Regions from separate parts of the Homo sapiens genome. Here region 2 is linked to region 1. Evidence: chromatin loops called from intact Hi-C (ENCODE). Cell type or tissue: PC-9. All regions are shown on one strand. Links, peaks and the distances in the headings refer to the core of each region. The heading gives the core; the rest is flanking DNA.

What was found. Hi-C counts contacts between places; a loop is a spot of excess contacts. Peaks named below come from ENCODE experiments on the same cell type or tissue, not always from the same donor. Only the 100,000 strongest peaks of a DNase experiment are listed, where the experiment ranks them.
Region 2: it touches region 1 in a loop (16-fold over the local background); 1 of 110 quality-filtered maps calls a loop at or near these places.

What each region holds. Positions count from the first base shown.
Region 1 is chrX:120,730,377-120,738,593 of GRCh38, forward strand. It overlaps the pseudogene GLRX5P1. Among named protein-coding and RNA genes, the nearest start is that of C1GALT1C1, 100 kb to the left of the region's middle. RefSeq lists an enhancer at 6,111-7,310. In PC-9, for the core only: no CTCF peak of the experiment used is centred there; a DNase peak (open chromatin) is centred at 4,485; H3K4me3 peaks cover 2,472 bases; H3K27ac peaks cover 4,746 bases.
Region 2 is chrX:120,546,966-120,555,182 of GRCh38, forward strand. CUL4B (cullin 4B) reads right to left here. Exons shown (of 20, transcript NM_001079872.2): 3 at 171-274. Among named protein-coding and RNA genes, the nearest start is that of CUL4B, 9.9 kb to the right of the region's middle. RefSeq lists an enhancer at 2,456-3,655. In PC-9, for the core only: no CTCF peak of the experiment used is centred there; a DNase peak (open chromatin) is centred at 3,156; H3K4me3 peaks cover 1,224 bases; H3K27ac peaks cover 4,662 bases.

The DNA.
Region 1 (8,217 bases), core at 1,741-6,740:
TCATTTGAGGGTTATCTCCAAGGCTAGGAGGTGTTTTCATGTGGATTGGCTTTCATGAAGGCCTTGAGGGCAGAAGCAGAAGAGAGAAACTTGATTTTGGGGCAGGATACTGTTTGTTAGGGTGATGTGAGTCTGAGCTTACATAGAACTGTCTACCCCAGCTCTGGCTGAGCAAGGTGGAGAAAGAGGCTGTGATGTAGGGCACCAGAAGCATTTATTCCACTATTGAATCTGGGTAGTGAATACCTGGACTTTCATTATCCTATCTACTCTACTTTTGTACATGTTTGAAGTTTTTCATAATAAAAAGTTAAAAATTCTAATTCAGAATCCTAGGTCATTGGGAACTGCCTTAAGTATTTAGTGGCCTTATCAAACCTATAGATATTATACATCCAAAAAGCTAGATATTACAAGGACGGTTCCCTGATAGTACTTTGAAGCACTCCATCAGATACTAAAGTCCCTGAACAAATCACAGTCAAAGGCTAGAAGACAGAATAGTTGAACTTGGGAAACAGATGGGTGTGCATTCCTAAATTACCACTTTGACTGCATTTAGTTCAAAAAAGTGTGGTTACAAGTTCCACTGAAGAACTTGAACGTGATATTTACATATACCCAATCATATATAGTCGATTTCTTTCTTCAAGAAGTGCATAAAGTCTCCACATGTTGGGACAGAATCAAATTCTTAGTGACAAAGCTGTTTGCATCATAGTTCAGTCTTCTTAAAAAATTCTGATTATTTTATCTTTAACATTAAACATGGCAGTATTTCACCACTGAGCTAATAACTACAGGTTCTTTAATATTCTGAAAATGTGGCTATAAAATATGTCTTCAGCAAGGCATTTGAATATGAGAAATGCTCTTTAGTGGCATTATCATTTTCATAAGGTCCCTTTCCCTATCCCTTGTATCAAAAAGTTATGGGAGAGCAGCTTCTCTCAACAGCTGGCATGCTTAGTGTGGAAAAGTGGAGATTAGTATTTACTGCTTATTTCTTTGTACAGCATGCTGGGAAGACATCTTCTTAGGGGCCAAAATTTTATTATACTCACAGTATTTGTTTTTTTCAATACTGAACTGTGATCAGAAGGCATGTTGCTGATCATTGTTAATCAAGTCGTGAGTGGCTTCACATACGGGTGCAACCTCTTTTATTTGCTACATATTTCTGGGCGGCAGTCATGGCTAATGCTCTTCAGAATTGGCCGCAGTGCCCCTTTTCCAATCTACTTCATGACTCATTAAAAAAAACCACTTGTTAACTAAATTAAAAACCTTTCCTTTTATGAAGAGAAACTAGATCTCTCCTATATTGCTGGTGGCAATGTACAATGGTACAGCTACTCTGGAAAAGAGTTGAACAGTTTCTAATGAAACCAAACATGCAACAACCATACAACCCAGCAATTACACTCATGGGCATTTATCCCAGAGATTTAAAAACTTATGTTCATACAAGAACCTGTACACAAATGTTCACCGCAGTGTATTCCTGATAGCCCCCAATTGGAAACAACCCAAATGTCCTTCAACATGTGAATGGTTAAGCAAACTGTGGTATATCCATAGCATAGAACACTACTCACAAATGAAAAGGAACATATTATTGATATGTACAACATCTTGAGTGGATTTACAAAAATTGTACTAAGTGAAAAAAGGCAATGACCCGATTATATATGATTCCAAATGTATAACATCCTTGAGATGACAAAATTATAAAAATGGAGAACATGTGAGTGGTTGCTAGGAGTTAAGAAGGGGGTGGAGTTGGAGATAATGGGTGTGGCTATAAAAGGGCAACATGAGGGATCCTTGTGGTGATGGAACCATTCTGTATCTTGACTGTATCAATGCCAATATCCTGGTTGTGATACTGTATGGTGTTGCAAGACACTGTCATTGGGGGAAACCGGGAAAATGGTACATGGTTTCTCTTTGCAGTATTTCTTACAACAACTGCATGAAAATCTGTATCTAAGGTAACAAGCATAATTTAAAAAAAAAACCTCTTTTCTCTTATAGCATGGGATTTCAGTGTCAAAAATGTGGAGCACTTCTCCCGTGTGTGTTTGTGTGTGTGTGCGTGTGTGTGTCTGTGTGTGTACATACCACTCCTATGCCAAGAGTCTGCATATCCGTGTTTTTACCTGTCTCTAAAGTAGAATATCTGCTGGTGTCCACATGTGATAATAATTGCCTTTTATATTGTGTGCCATAGATATTACGGATGTCCTATGACGTTGTTATAAAAATTCTGCTGATGACTCACTCTGCTTTCTCTAAGTCACTTTGTCATTGATATTGTGCCTGGTTTTATAAGCTTCTTGGCAATGAAGTGATTTGTACTTGTTTTGCCAAGAGGTCTAATAACGTTGAATGAAACCCCCATAGCTTTTATATCTTCCCTGCCTTCGTCACAATATTCATCAACTTCATACAGCAAAGAATTACTTCGTGCTTGCTTTCAAAATATTCAATTGGTTTATCACAGGGTTAACTGTACTTTGATTAATAATTATGTAAAAGCGGCCGTGGGCCGAGGAGAGCTCTAGGTGGCCAGCCAAAGACCTGGGGCGTCGTGGGCTTCGGCGAGCATGCAGGGATGAGCGGGTCCCTCGGCCGAGCGGCGGGCTCGGGTGCGGGCGGTGGTGTTTCAGGGGAGCGGCTGGACGCACTGGTGAAGGACAAAGTGGTTGTCTTCCCTCAAGGGGACGGCGGAGCAACCCCAGTGCGGCTTCAGCAACGCCATGGTGCAGATCCTGTGGGTGCACGGCGTCCGCGACTATGCGGCCTACGAAGTGCTGGACGACCCCGAGCTGCGACAAGGCATTAAAGACTATTCCAACTGGCCCACCATCCCGCAAGTGTACCTCAACGGCGAGTTTGTGCGGGGCTGTGACATTCTTTTGCAGATGCACCAGAATGGGGGTCTGGTGGAAGAACTGAAAAAGCTGGGGATCCACTCCGCCCTTTTAGATGAAAAGAAAGACCAAGACTCAAAGTGAGGGCGCCCGGGTCCTCCCTGAACAGAGGGAGCCGTTCGTGTCAGAGACTCACTGCCAGAAAAACCTTACCGATTTTGGTTTTCACTACTGAGACAACTGCGTTGCACTGATCATTTCCGTTCGTGAGCAGTCGGGTGATTTTAGGTTGTCTGGTGTTTGGGCTAATAAGATTTTATTGTGAGCTTAATTACAACCACTGCACTGTAATAATTCAATGCTGTATTATGATATTGCTGTAAACAAAATTTGTTCTTATATTGCCATTTATTTTTTGCCTGATTCAGGAGTTAAACTAGGAGCTTTGGAATCATTATTCATGACCCCTCTGCAAATATGTCAGTCTGCAAAGACAATATCTTCCCCCAAATTATGTATAGCTTCTTCCGTTATGGAAAACGATGGACAAAGAAGAAACTGTGATAACTGGGTTTTTTTTTTTTTTTAAATAAACTGCCAACACAGGAAGAAAGTTATGTAAAAGCTTTGATGACTTCGTGCTACAATTTGATACATTTTATTATAAAGAGCATGCTGGAGACTGGGGCAAATGGATGGCAGGTCTAATAAAATCAAATTTTCAGACATTTATCTTCTTACTTCATATTTGCATTTTCGACTGCTTATATGATATTGTCACACACACACAGGCTTATTTTTATTGTTACTTTAATATTCGACAAACCTTTTTTCCTTAGTAAAGTTTATTTTTCCAACATAAAAGTAATATAAAACTTGGAAAATACAGCAAAATAAAAAGAGGAAAAATCAACATAATTTTACTGCCCCAAAAATCCCATTGACTTTTTTTTTTTTTTTTTTCCTTGAGACGGAGTCTCGCTCTGTCGCCCAGGCTGGAGTGCAGTGGCGCTGTCTCGGCTCACTGCAAGCTCCGCCTCCCGGGTTCACGCCATTCTCCTGCCTCAGTCTCCTGAGTAGCTGGGACTACAGGCGCCCGCCACCACGCCCGGCTAATTTTTTTTCGTATTTTTAGTAGAGATGGGGTTTCACCGTGTTAGCCGGGATGGTCTCGATCTGCTGACCTTGTGATCCGCCCATCTCGGCCTCCCAAAGTGCTGGGATTACAGGCGTGAGCCACCGCGCCAGGCCCTGATAGAGATTTTGTTCATTTTTTTAAATTTGTTTGCTTTGTTGATAGCTTGAGAGACCTTCACATTTCCATGTACCTGAGTCATCAAAATTTCTAAATCTGGTGGGTTCTTCACCCTAGAGTCCCAAGAGTGCCATAAGATACATCCTGGCATGGCAGTGGCCAGAGGGGCTGGTCTGGAAAGGGTGACAGAGGCCCTGATGTCTCAGGGAAAAGCACTCAGCATGAACCAGTAATCTGCACAAGGGTCGACCTAGTCCAGAAAGAACTTTTCCTGGGCTCGGTTCCCACCCTGGTGGTCACATCGCCGTGACTCAGCAGGAAGAGGCCTCCCCAGAGCCCAGGTCTCTCACAGTTAAGTGTTGTCAGAGGCTGCCGCGTGGGCCAGCAGTCCATCTCATTGGGTTAGCAGCAGCATTCCAACCCACAGGATTTGTTCACAGGCTGGAATGCTGGCCTCAGGGCTGGGCAGTGGCACTTCCTCCACTTGGTCCTGATGCTTGCAGTGATACCCTGTGGTGGTGCCATAAATCAGCTCTGCTCTGTGCTTTCCCAGAGAGATTTCCAAATGAATTGCCCTCCAAGCAGGCAGCGTGAGATACCTCCTTTCAGATGTCATGAACTAGATGGAATTTTGTTTTTACTAGAGGGGGGTAAATAGCAATGCCAGGCTATGATGTTGGAGTCTATTCAGTTTGCCTCACTTGACCCACATGTCAGTTATGAGCTAAACCTCACAGGCTGTCTCCTCAGGGTTAGTGGTTATTTTTCCTCAGCTAGAGGGAAGAACAAAGGAATGGAGCCCAGATGCACCAGAATGGGGACCTGGTGGAAGAACTGAAAAAGCTGGGGATCCGCTCCACCCTTTTAGATGAAAAGTAAGACCAAGACTCAAAGTGAGGGTGCCCGGGTCCTCCCTGAACAGAGGGAGCTGTTCGTGTCAGAGACTCACTGCCAGAAACTGTCACAGCAGCTGCAGGTTTGCACACCCAGTGCTTGACATTAGGCAAACCCCCTCATTTCTCGGGGTCCTCGACCTCCTCAAAAGTTTTTTCTTTTTTTTTTTTTTTTTTGAGACAGAGTCTTTCTCTGTTACCCAGGCTGGAGTGCAGTAGCATGATCTCGGCTCACTGCAACATCTGCCTCCTGGGTTCAAGTGATTCTCTTGCCTCAGCCTCCTGAGTAGATGGGATTACAGGCATGTGCCACCACGCTTGGCTAATTTTTGTATTTTTAGTAGAGATGGGGTTTTACCATGTTGGTCAGGCTGGTCTCAAACTCCTAACCTCAGGCAATCCACCCACCTCGGCCTCCCAAAGTGCTGGAATTACAGGCGTGAGCCACCGCACCCAGCCGGAAGTTTATTCTCTTAACTGGAGCTCAAGACTTCAAGACCAGTCTGGGCAATATGGCTAAACCTGGTCTCCACAAAAAAATACCAAAGGTATCCAGGTGTGGTGGTGAATGCCTGTAGTCCCAGCTACTTGGGAGGCTGAGGTGGGAGGATTGCTTGAGCCTGGGAGGTGGAGGTTGCAGTGAGCCAGGATCGCACCACTGCACTCCAGCTTGGGTGACACAGCAAGATCATGTCTCAAAAAAAAAATACATAAGGATGGTTAAGAATGTAATTTGACAAAAAGAATGTAATGTGATTGCTGTAAAAAATCATAATTAGCCTTACATCTCAAATATGTGGAAGGTATGTAAAGAAATAATATTATTGCTTTTTCCTCTGTCACTGGCTAGGTTTCTGGGAATGATCAGTGGCCCTGGATCACCCAGAGTCCATGCACCACACTTTGAGAAACAGTGCGTAAGGGAAAAGTATATGCTATGCTTTAAACACATTTATTAATACATTAAGTTTGATTCTATTTAAATTGGTTGAACTTTATTATACTTGATCATGAAGTTTCTATCATGGGTAAAAAATTATGACAAAATAGATGCTTTTTACTGATAGTTTGGCATCTTCCTTAATAATAGACCTGTAGCCAGGGTGAGGATGTCCAGCTAGGTACTTACGTACATTTTCCAGCCCGCTTTGTGGTCTGGTGTGGCTCTGAGACCAGTGAAATGTAAGTAGGAGTGATGTGTGCTTTTTCTAGGCCCAGCTCTTTAAACTTTGCACATGTGCTTCTCTTTACTTTTTTCCTCTAACAGAAGAAATATGGATGTGCCCATAGCACACATTACTCAGCTTTGAAACTGGCAGATAAGGCTGTTGCCTTACAGAAGGGCAGAGAAACATGAAGGAATCAACCCAAGTCCATGAGTGACTGAATGAGTTGAGTAGGCCACCTATGTGCTCTGGACTGTCAAGTGGAGAGAAACTTGACAAGTGGTGAGTTCTTTGACTCCCTGTACTATTGGGTTTTTATATTATAGAGGCTTAGCCCTTTAAGCCTGATAAAGCCAGGGAAACTTGGAGGTCTGAAAGCTCCGATTGGTAGCTTGTGGGGAAGAGTGGCTCTTGGTGGCACAGGACAGGTGGGAAGGAAAAGGGAGTCAGGATTTGGCACAAGACTACCAACCATGGTAGGTGGGTATGGCAAGTGCGTGTCCAGTTGATTTCTAAGGATGATTTTGGTGGTACTGCCAGGTAGGGGAGATAAGAAATAAGGAATAAGCTTGGTTGTGAGTCATACAGAAGTGTAGTTTTCTTATGAGAAAGAATAACTGAGTCAGGGGAAATGGTACCACTTAGTCATCCAGTTTAGGATTAGAGAGAAATGAAATCAAGGGAGCCACATCAGGCATAGGTCATCTCTGGGTCACCTCATGCAGGATCCAGGGAAGTGACACTTCTAAGCTTCCTGAAGGGTCCCTGGGGCTCTTGCTACTTTTCCTACTTTAGTCATGATTAGCATAAAAACTGTGGTGGAACTGTGGTGGCTTCATTAGTGGCTTCAGCTGTAAAGACTTGAAGCTGGAACAAATCAGAGATAAATCTTATTTACCTCACTTATTTACCTTTCATCTACATATGATTTAGTGCCTCAGCCACTGCTAGGGTACCTTTCTGTAAACTGGAAAAAGTGCTCCTTTTTGGGTTGGGGGCATGGCCTAGCAAGCACATGTATCAAACTAGGAAAGGAAAGCATTACTTGGTGAGTACAGTGCAGTATGGATTTCAGCCCCCATTCACCTCCATGACTGGGTATCCTTTGTGCAGTGAACAACATGCACAACTGTACATGGTGGCCTTGCAGACTACCAGAGGCACAGTGAGCATGAAGAGTGAAGTTGGAGAGTAAAGAAACAATTCAAATGTAACCTGCTGGCCAGAGGTACTTATAGGAAAGGCAAAAGAGAAGCAAAAGGTGAAGGGTGATTTAAGAACAGTTTTAAACTTAATATCTGAAGGGCCATCCCCAAATAGACAATATACTTTCTTGTATCTTTACCTTTGCTCATGCTGTTCCTCATCTGAAGTATCCTCTCTGGTTATATGATTCCTACACATACTCCAAAGCTTACTTCTAGACTTAACCTTTCCAAAAAGCCTTCCGTGAACTCTGTAGCTTACAAAGATCCCTCCCTCCCTCTTTACACTAAACTCTGACCATACTGCACTTAAGTTTCTGCCTTACATCATGCTCAGTGATTAGCTGGCCTGCTTTCCTTTTTGGCTGATTACTTCGTTTCTGAAACCATCTCTTGTGCCCCCCCCCCCAATAGCTATGGGAGTTTATTGAACTTAGTATTTATACATCAGTCTCTCCTCAGTGGATTCTAAGCTCTGTCAAGGCAGGGACTGTGGGTTTTAAAAAAATTTCTATCCCCAGCCAGCACAGGGCTCAACAAGTGTTTGTTGAATAAACAAATGGGCAATCCATGCTCAAAAAGATGTCTATTTGTTTGAGTGACCGAGAGCCTGGAAAATTTCTTCTCCAGTCCCAAACTATGTTTTTATTCAGGGAACCTCCGCTAAGCTCCCCACAGCAGGGTATGGGGACCACTTGTGACCAATTAACTTAAAATCTTTCCCCTGTTCAGACACTATTTTAACAAATCCTTGCAGTAGAAAGAGCACTGTGCTCATTGGGTGGTTCTAGTTCAGTTCTGATACTAACTAGCCATGTGACT
Region 2 (8,217 bases), core at 1,062-6,061, 180 kb before region 1:
GAATTAAGGCTGAAAAGTCAAAATGTGTTTCTTTCTCGAGAAACACAAGGCACAAAAAATGACAAACCTACAAAATACAGGCATTCTACTTCAAGCTGGGTTAAACAGTGAGGGGTAGGGACAGAGAGGAAGACAAAACTATTCACGATTTTTTGTTTTAAAAAGGATATTCTCTGAATTGATGAATCTGTGCTTTGATGTGATCTTCGCAGATCTGTCTCAGCTGTTTGTACAAGTTTGCAGAAATCTTGTAAGAACAGAGATTTTCTACAGCCTGCAAGGTTAAAATACTTTCTTAAGGAGAGGATGAAGGATTTCTCAACTATTTACATCAGATTCTTATTAATTTGATATTTCTACCACATCAGCTTATTAAAAAGGGTTATTCATCCACTTAAGACACAAGGTAAAACAACAAAATATATCAATGTGGGTGGCAAACTTTCTCATAACCAATGCACTGTATCAAAAAAGAACAAATTACAGGTTTAGCATCTTTAATCTAAAAATCTGAAATCCAAAAAGCTCAAAAATCTGAAACTTTTTGAGTGCCAACATGCTGCTCAAAGAAAATCCTACTTGGGCTGGGTACAGTGGTTCATGCCTGTAATCCCAACATTTTGGGGGGCCAAGGTGAGAGGATTGCTTGATGCCAGGCTAGAACAGCCTAGGCAACTGTGATGGTTACTACTGAGTGTCAACTTGATTGGATTGAAGGATACAAAGTATTGATCCTGGGTGTGTCTGTGAGGGTGTTGCCAAAAGAGATTAACATTTGAGTCAGTGGGCTGGGGAAGGCAGATCCATCCTTAACCTGGTGGGCACAATCTAATCAGCTTCCAGTGAATATAAAGCAGGCCAAAAAAAGTGAAAAGGAGAGAAGGGCCTAGCCTCCCAGCCTACATCTTTCTCCCATGCTGGATGCTTCCTGCCCTCGAACATCAGACTCCAAGTTCTTCAGTTTTGGGAATCAACCTGGCTCTCCTTACTCCTCAGCTTGCAGACAGCCTATTGTGGGACCTTGTGATCGTGTAACTTAACACTTAATAAACTCCCCTTTATATATATCTCCTACTAGTTCTGTAGTTCTGTCCCTCTAAGAAAACCCTGACTAATACAGAAACAAAGCAAGACCCCATCTCTACAAAAAATTTAAAAATTAGCTGGGCCCAGTGGTGTGTACCTGTAGTTCCAGCTATTTAGGAGGCTGAGGCAGGAGGATCACTTGAGCCCAAGAGTTCAAGGTTGAAGTGAACCATGACTACGCCACTGCACTCTAGCCTGGGGACAAAGTGAGACCTTGTCTCAAAAATAAAAAAGCTGTCTTGTTTAAAATGTTAATCATTTTCACAAGCAGAGCTTCATTTTGGGTTTAAAAAAGAATTTCACCTGTTGTTTATGTATCAGATGGGTTGGGCAGTCCTACTACAATTGAATTAAAATTTACTTAAACGTTCTTGGATTTTCCTGAACAGAACAAAGCAGAAATTATTGCTAGTAGTATGATAATGAGTATGATATAATACCAAGGAATTTTCTCCAACATTTCAGTTTAAGAATAGTTAAATATAGATTTTAAAATCTGTGGCTGGGCGCAGTGGCTCATGCTTGTAATCCCAGCGGTTTAGGAGGCTGAGGCGGGTGGATCACTTGAGGTCAGGAGTTCAAAATCAGCCTGGCCAACATAGTGAAACCCCGTCTCCACTAAAAATACAAAAATTAGCCGGACATGGTGGTGCACGCCTGTAATCCCAGCTACTCAGGAGGCTGAGGCAGGAGAATTGCTTGAACCCAGGAGGTGGAGGGTGCAGTGAGCCGAGATCACACCAGTGCACTCCAGCCTGGGCAACAGAGAGAGACTCCATCTCAAAAAGGAATAAAATAAAAAATAAATAAAATTTGTACAACTGAATTAACGCCAATTACAAAAGAAAGAACTGCATTTTTACTTCACTTTAATAACTGAATTGGTCTTCTTTTATACTCAGATTCCAGAAGGATGACCTTCAGATTTCCGTAAGTTTCCTGTTATGCATATATAAAAGACTTTCAAATTTAAAACAACAGGCATGCTAAAACTCTTTGGGAAAACTCTGATATAATCTATAATTCCAAGTGGTAATGACTTAAATGTAACACCAGAATTCCTTTCTCACCACAACAGAAGAAAAAAATTCCATTAAAATGAACTCTAGGGGGGCATCCAAGTTCTGTGGGTTGGAGTGGAATTTTAAAAATATGTAGTTAGAAGTCACATTCCCAATATGCAGGTCCAGTAAATAAATCAGCAAATGAAAAGAAAGCTTGGCAGAGCGCGGTGGCTCACGCCTGTAATCCCAGCACTTTGGGAGGCCGAGGCGGGCAGATCATGAGGTCTGGAGTTCGAGACCACTCTGACCAACATAGTGAAACCCTGTCTCTACTAAAAATACAAAAATTAGCCGGGTGTGGTGGTGTGCACCAGCTACTCGGGAGGCTGAGGCAGGAGAATCTCATCAACCCGGGCGGTGGAGGTTGCAGTGAGCCGAGAATGTGCCATTGCATTCCAGCCCAGGCAACAGTGTGAGACTCTGTCTCGAGAAGAGAAGAAAAAAGAAGAGAAGAGCAGAGCAGAGCAGAGCTTAAAGGAAACCTCTTACACCACGAGACAAGTCACCACACCTCATCAGGAAACAGCAGGCCAATTAGATTGAGCAGCTATGGAGGAATAAGAAGGCTGAGACCCTGCTGGCCTGCCCACTTTTCACGTGACCTGGGGCTAGGCCACAAATGCTTAAGGGAATTTACATTTATTTCATGTGCCTCTCTGTTCACACAGGTCCTTTGTGGACTGTCCCCCTTCCACCTTTAGTATTCCTCTCATTGTATCTCACCGTTCCTTCTGAATGACTGTTTTCTCAGCATTTCTTATCGCTTTGCTTAGATTCTGTCATATGACTTAGTGCGTACTTCATCTTTCCACATTGTGCACTTCCGGTACTTCTCTAAGTCCTATTTATCCCATTTCCTTCTGCTATGTTCCCTTCTCAAATAAAACAGTTCTCGGCACATCTACTTATCTTCTCACACAAGATACCATATTCCCTTACTACTCAATTAGGTCCCACTTCTTCCAATAAGTTCTTCTTAATTGACTCAGCTACCAGTGACTCACATGGCACTCGCACCCATCATACCACACTGACTTAGTCATTGAGTCAACACTATTTATCTCCCAACCACTGGACACTTCTTACACAAAACTACTTATCTTTTTATGTGTATATCTTGTCTCTCTGACTCCTTAATGACAGAAAGACATTGTGTGTTCATCTATCTATAAGTTCTTTAATACTTTTTGAGCTTTGAACCAAGTGAATACATGAAGTATTCAAAAAAAACTCTAGCAATGTGTCCTGCACATAGAAAGGGCTTCTAGTATGAGAAAAGTTGCCAGAAAACGTGTAATTACGATTGAGTGTGCTAGATGCTATGATGAGGATAAGCAGAGAGATGAGGCCCCTAACCCAGCATTTAGGGGAGGGCAAGTCAGAAAAGCCTTCCTGGGAAGAGGTAAAGGGACAGAGTCCCAAAGACCCACAGGGAAACAGATAAAAAGTTAGTGGAAATAGTGAGAAATCGAGAATTAAGCTGGGCTTTACAGCACAGAGTCTCACCTGTGTTTGGCTGGAGGGTGGTTTAAGAACTTTAAGGCAAGAAAGGCAGGAGCATCTAAGGTGAGTTTTGAGGTCAAGTTCGGAGGGAACATTCTGTTTTTCTAATTTAGCCTTGACTGCTTAACCTATAGACCGGATCTAGTCATTTTCCTTCCTCAACAACCTTCCATCAAGCTTTTCCTGTACTGTGATGGAGCAATCTCGTAATAGGTATAAATAAACAAACAAAAAGAACTATCCGGTACATGGTCTGCTATCATTTATGTAAAAAAGGAACAAAATAAAAACATACACAGTCGTTTTACGTATATAAAACATCTCTGGAAAGATACCCAAAAAACTAATAATGTCTGTCACAAAGAGAACTAACTAGGGGACTGGAGGATGGGGTGGAAGTGAGACTTCTCACTACATGCTCTGCAATACTTTCGGGGCTTTGAACCAGAGGAATATATCAGGTATTCAAAAAACTTAAATACTTGCCTTCCCCAATAAAAGCCTTTCTAACTTCCCCACCACCATACTTTTTAGCATGGTGTTCAAGGCAAATCTTACCACTTTCATCTCATGTCTGATTATAACTTTTCTTTTTTCTTTTTTTTTTAGATGGAGTCTTGCTCTGTCGCCCAGATTGGGGTGCAATCTTGGCTCAGTGCAACCTCTGCCTCCAGGTTCCAGTGGTTCTCCTGTTTCAGCCTCTCAAGTAGCTGGGATTACAAGCATGCGCCGCCACACTCAGCTAGGTTTTTTTGCATTTTTAGTAGAGATGGGGTTTTACCATGTTGGCCAGGCTAGTCTCGAACTCCTGACTTCAAGTGAACTGTTCACCTCAGCCTCCCAAAGTGCTGGATTACATGCATGAGCCACCTTGGCCACCCGATTATAACCTTTCACACATCCTTTGATCCAAGTACTCTACTTTTCTCACCTTTAGGCAAGATTTGGAGTGGTGTCTGTAAAACAGTGGCTTCCAAAATGTTTTGACCCAAAGCCACAGTAGGAAATCTAATGTCACAATCCATCATACATAAATTTATGTAACTAAAATAAAATCTTCACGAACCTACACATCATTACTCTATGTGATGCATTCTGATATTTGCTATTTCATTTCTTTTTAAAAAATGCTGGTCACGAACTATTAATTTCATGAACCTATTAGAACATAAGTAACTTAGGGTAGGTACTTATGCTCTCTTACTAGTACTAAGTGCTTTCCATAACCCCAAGGTATCAGTCCAGTTTTGGACACAGTAAGCAGTCATGGATTGAACAAGGAATGACTGTTTACTAAGTACTCTTCATCCTATTACATGCTGGGATGGAAACAGGAATAAGAAGGTGTTTGAGATAAGCTCTATTTTACTCTAGATCTTTGAAAAGCACTTTTACAAATATATTCTTTTAAATATTATGTATTTATTATTTATGTATTTTTACATATTATGCATTGTTTTATTTAAATATTATGTATTATTTATGTATTTTTACATATTATGCATTACGTATTTATTATTTACACTAATAAAACACTTTGGGAATCTCTGGAAGTAACCTCTTGCCTCACAAACAACTATTTGTAATAAACAGATTCTAGATAACTGCAACCTCTGCCTCCTGGGTTCAACCGATTCTCATGCCTTAGCCTTCCCAGTAGCTCGGATTACAGACACGTGCCACCACACCTGGCTGAATTTTGTATTTTTGGTAGAGACTGGGTTTCACCATGTTGGCCAAGCTGGTCTTGAATGCCTGACCTCAGGTGATCCGCCCACCTTGGCCTCCCAAAGTGTTGGGATTTCAGGCGTCAGCCACCGCACCCAGCCTTACAAGTCTTTTTAATAAAACTATCTTTTTATTTAAGCTCCCACTAATTACCAGTAAATATGCTGCCTTAAATCCTTTGAAGGTACTTAGGTATAAAATACAGGCATTCTAGCAAGCTTCTAACCCTTATTCTTCCAAATCCCAGCCCTTCCCCTCCAAAATCCACAGGATACATAAAAAATGTGTCTTTCTTCACAAGGATGAGCTAAAAAAAAGTGTCTGAAAAAAAAACACAGTCAAAAAATATATATAAACGTGTAGCAAATGACATATGCAAATATTTACTGAACAACAGACAATAAAAAAGATACTGAATTTCCACCAGGGTGTTGAACTCTGGTCACTGGTCTAAGGAGTGGAGTCTTAGTTTTCGAGCTATGTTTACAGATAGTAAGTAAAGCACATAACAAAAAATTCAACAACTGATATAGCAATAAGATCTACATTATCTCTCTTTTTATGTCAAGTAAATATGGCTAAGATACTCTAAGTATTCAAAAACTAAGAATCTGTTTAAAGGAAACCAACTATACAATGAAACCTAAACTCCTTTTCTTTTTACTTCCAGTAAACAGGACTTAAATAAGACTGAAAATTATCAAGGACTAAGAATTTGTAAGTGCACATTTTAAAATTTTTTATTATTTAATAATCTATTGTATATTTCAAAATAACAAAGAGTAGAATTTTAGTTGTACATTTTAAAAAACAGCAACAATAGTACTGATTAACGATTCAGTAAAAAGAGAAATACATAATACATAATAGACTAAGCTTTAAGACATCAACAGGGTGACAAAAGTTACACAGACTCCAACAGCTAGTCATCAACAATGCTAAGAATCTAACTGCTTTCTTAATAATCACTGACTGCTTAAGCAACCAGATTTTACAATTGATAATAACCTATACTATTTGATTCTAGTCCTGTGGTCATCTACTCTATAAATGAATCGTTAATAGAAAGGTTCATCATTTAAGGTTTATTTCACAAAAAGGTAACTACAGTTCCCATTATTAATAATAAATAAAATTATTTTCATCAGAATTGAAGTATGGCCTAGGCTTGACTTTAAAAATAGCTAGAGATTTATAGGAAAGATAAATGTTACACGCTCCTGTACAAACTTCCAGCATCTCCAAAAAAGGTAGCTGATCTTAAACACTGTAGTAGGCCAGACATGGTGGTTCATGCCTGTAAGCCTGGCACTTTGGGAGGCCAAGGCGGGATGACTGCTTGAGGCCAGGAGTTCGAGAACAGCCTGGGCAACATAGCAAGACCCCCATATCTCTATTTAAACAAAACAAAACAAAACACTGCGGCTACTCATACAAAAGTTGAGAACATGAGCTCATAATAGGATTATGAAAATAATCCTATTTAAAATATTACTTATTAATAGTAAAAAAACTCACACCAAAACCAAAATTCCAACTGTATGATACCACATGTGAAAACAAGACACATTCTTTTTAAGCGTAGAGGGACACTGTTCCTAGAGAGTTCCTGTCTTTTTCTATTATTTTTTCAATTTCGCTAATGGTGTCTACTGAAGCACATTTGGAATGTAATCTATTTATCAGACAGCTGCTCTGGCCCAGTGTAGATTTAGAATTTAAAATCGTGTGGCTTCAGAGCTCTAAAATAAAATGTAATTTTAAAATAAAGATTTCTTTTCTAAAGACTCAAATATCTACTATCATTGATGACACATACCAATATATAGCAGGAACTGTGATAATTACTTTTTTGCAATATTTCATTTACGTCTAAAAAACCCTACCATATAGGTAGCCGTTAGTCTCACCATCTTGTAAATGAGGAAACCAAGACTTAGAGAAGTAACTCGCCCAAAGTTATATGATGAGTGACAGATTTGTAACCTAAGGCAGGCTGGACAGCTCAAAAGTCAGTGCATTTAATCAGTCTTATTTGCAGTCAATTAAAAACAAGCACGCAAACAAACAAAACAGTCAAATGAAAACATTAATCACTGCCTCACACCCACAGGATCTCAAGGTTGTCAAGGAAAGATAATTTTAAAACTCAGGTCCAATTCTAATTTAAAATTACTTTAAAAAGACAATGTTTGCTTACTGCAAGTGTACTTAGAACAGCATGTTCTTTTATAGAAATTAAAAACTTAGTAGGCAGTACATGCAACCCACACTAGGGACTTCCATACTTAAAGCTTTAAAGCAAAATGTTTTTTCATGCAGAAGTAAGTTCTAAGCAGATATATGCCAGTAAGTGTTTACCTCAGAGAAAGAGGGTGGGACAGGGGTTTGGAGAACTTTTGTATAACTACATATTTCCACATTATTTCAATTTTAGAAGAGTACTTTTTCTTATGTTTTTATTTCCCACTCAGGTAGATTGAGAGAGTACTTCTAATTACGTTTCAATGAGTCAAAATCAAACAAGCACCTGAAGTCCAGATTATATGAAATAGCTTTACCTCCTTTATCCTCCTGTTTGAACTTGAACATCTCAAAATAATCTTTCTGAGAACAATCCAAAGGAACATTTATAAAATTAAGGTCAAAAACAGTAAAAGAGCTAAAAACCAATGCTTTTGAATTCATTATAGCAAAAGCAGTAAGGTATTATGAAAAATGCAAACAGTGAAGTTATAAGACTTGTGACTAGGCTAAAGAAATGCAACTGAACAACAGCAGGTAAAACTTACGAAGTACAAGAAAACAAAAACAAGAGATGCAAGCTCTATGCTCT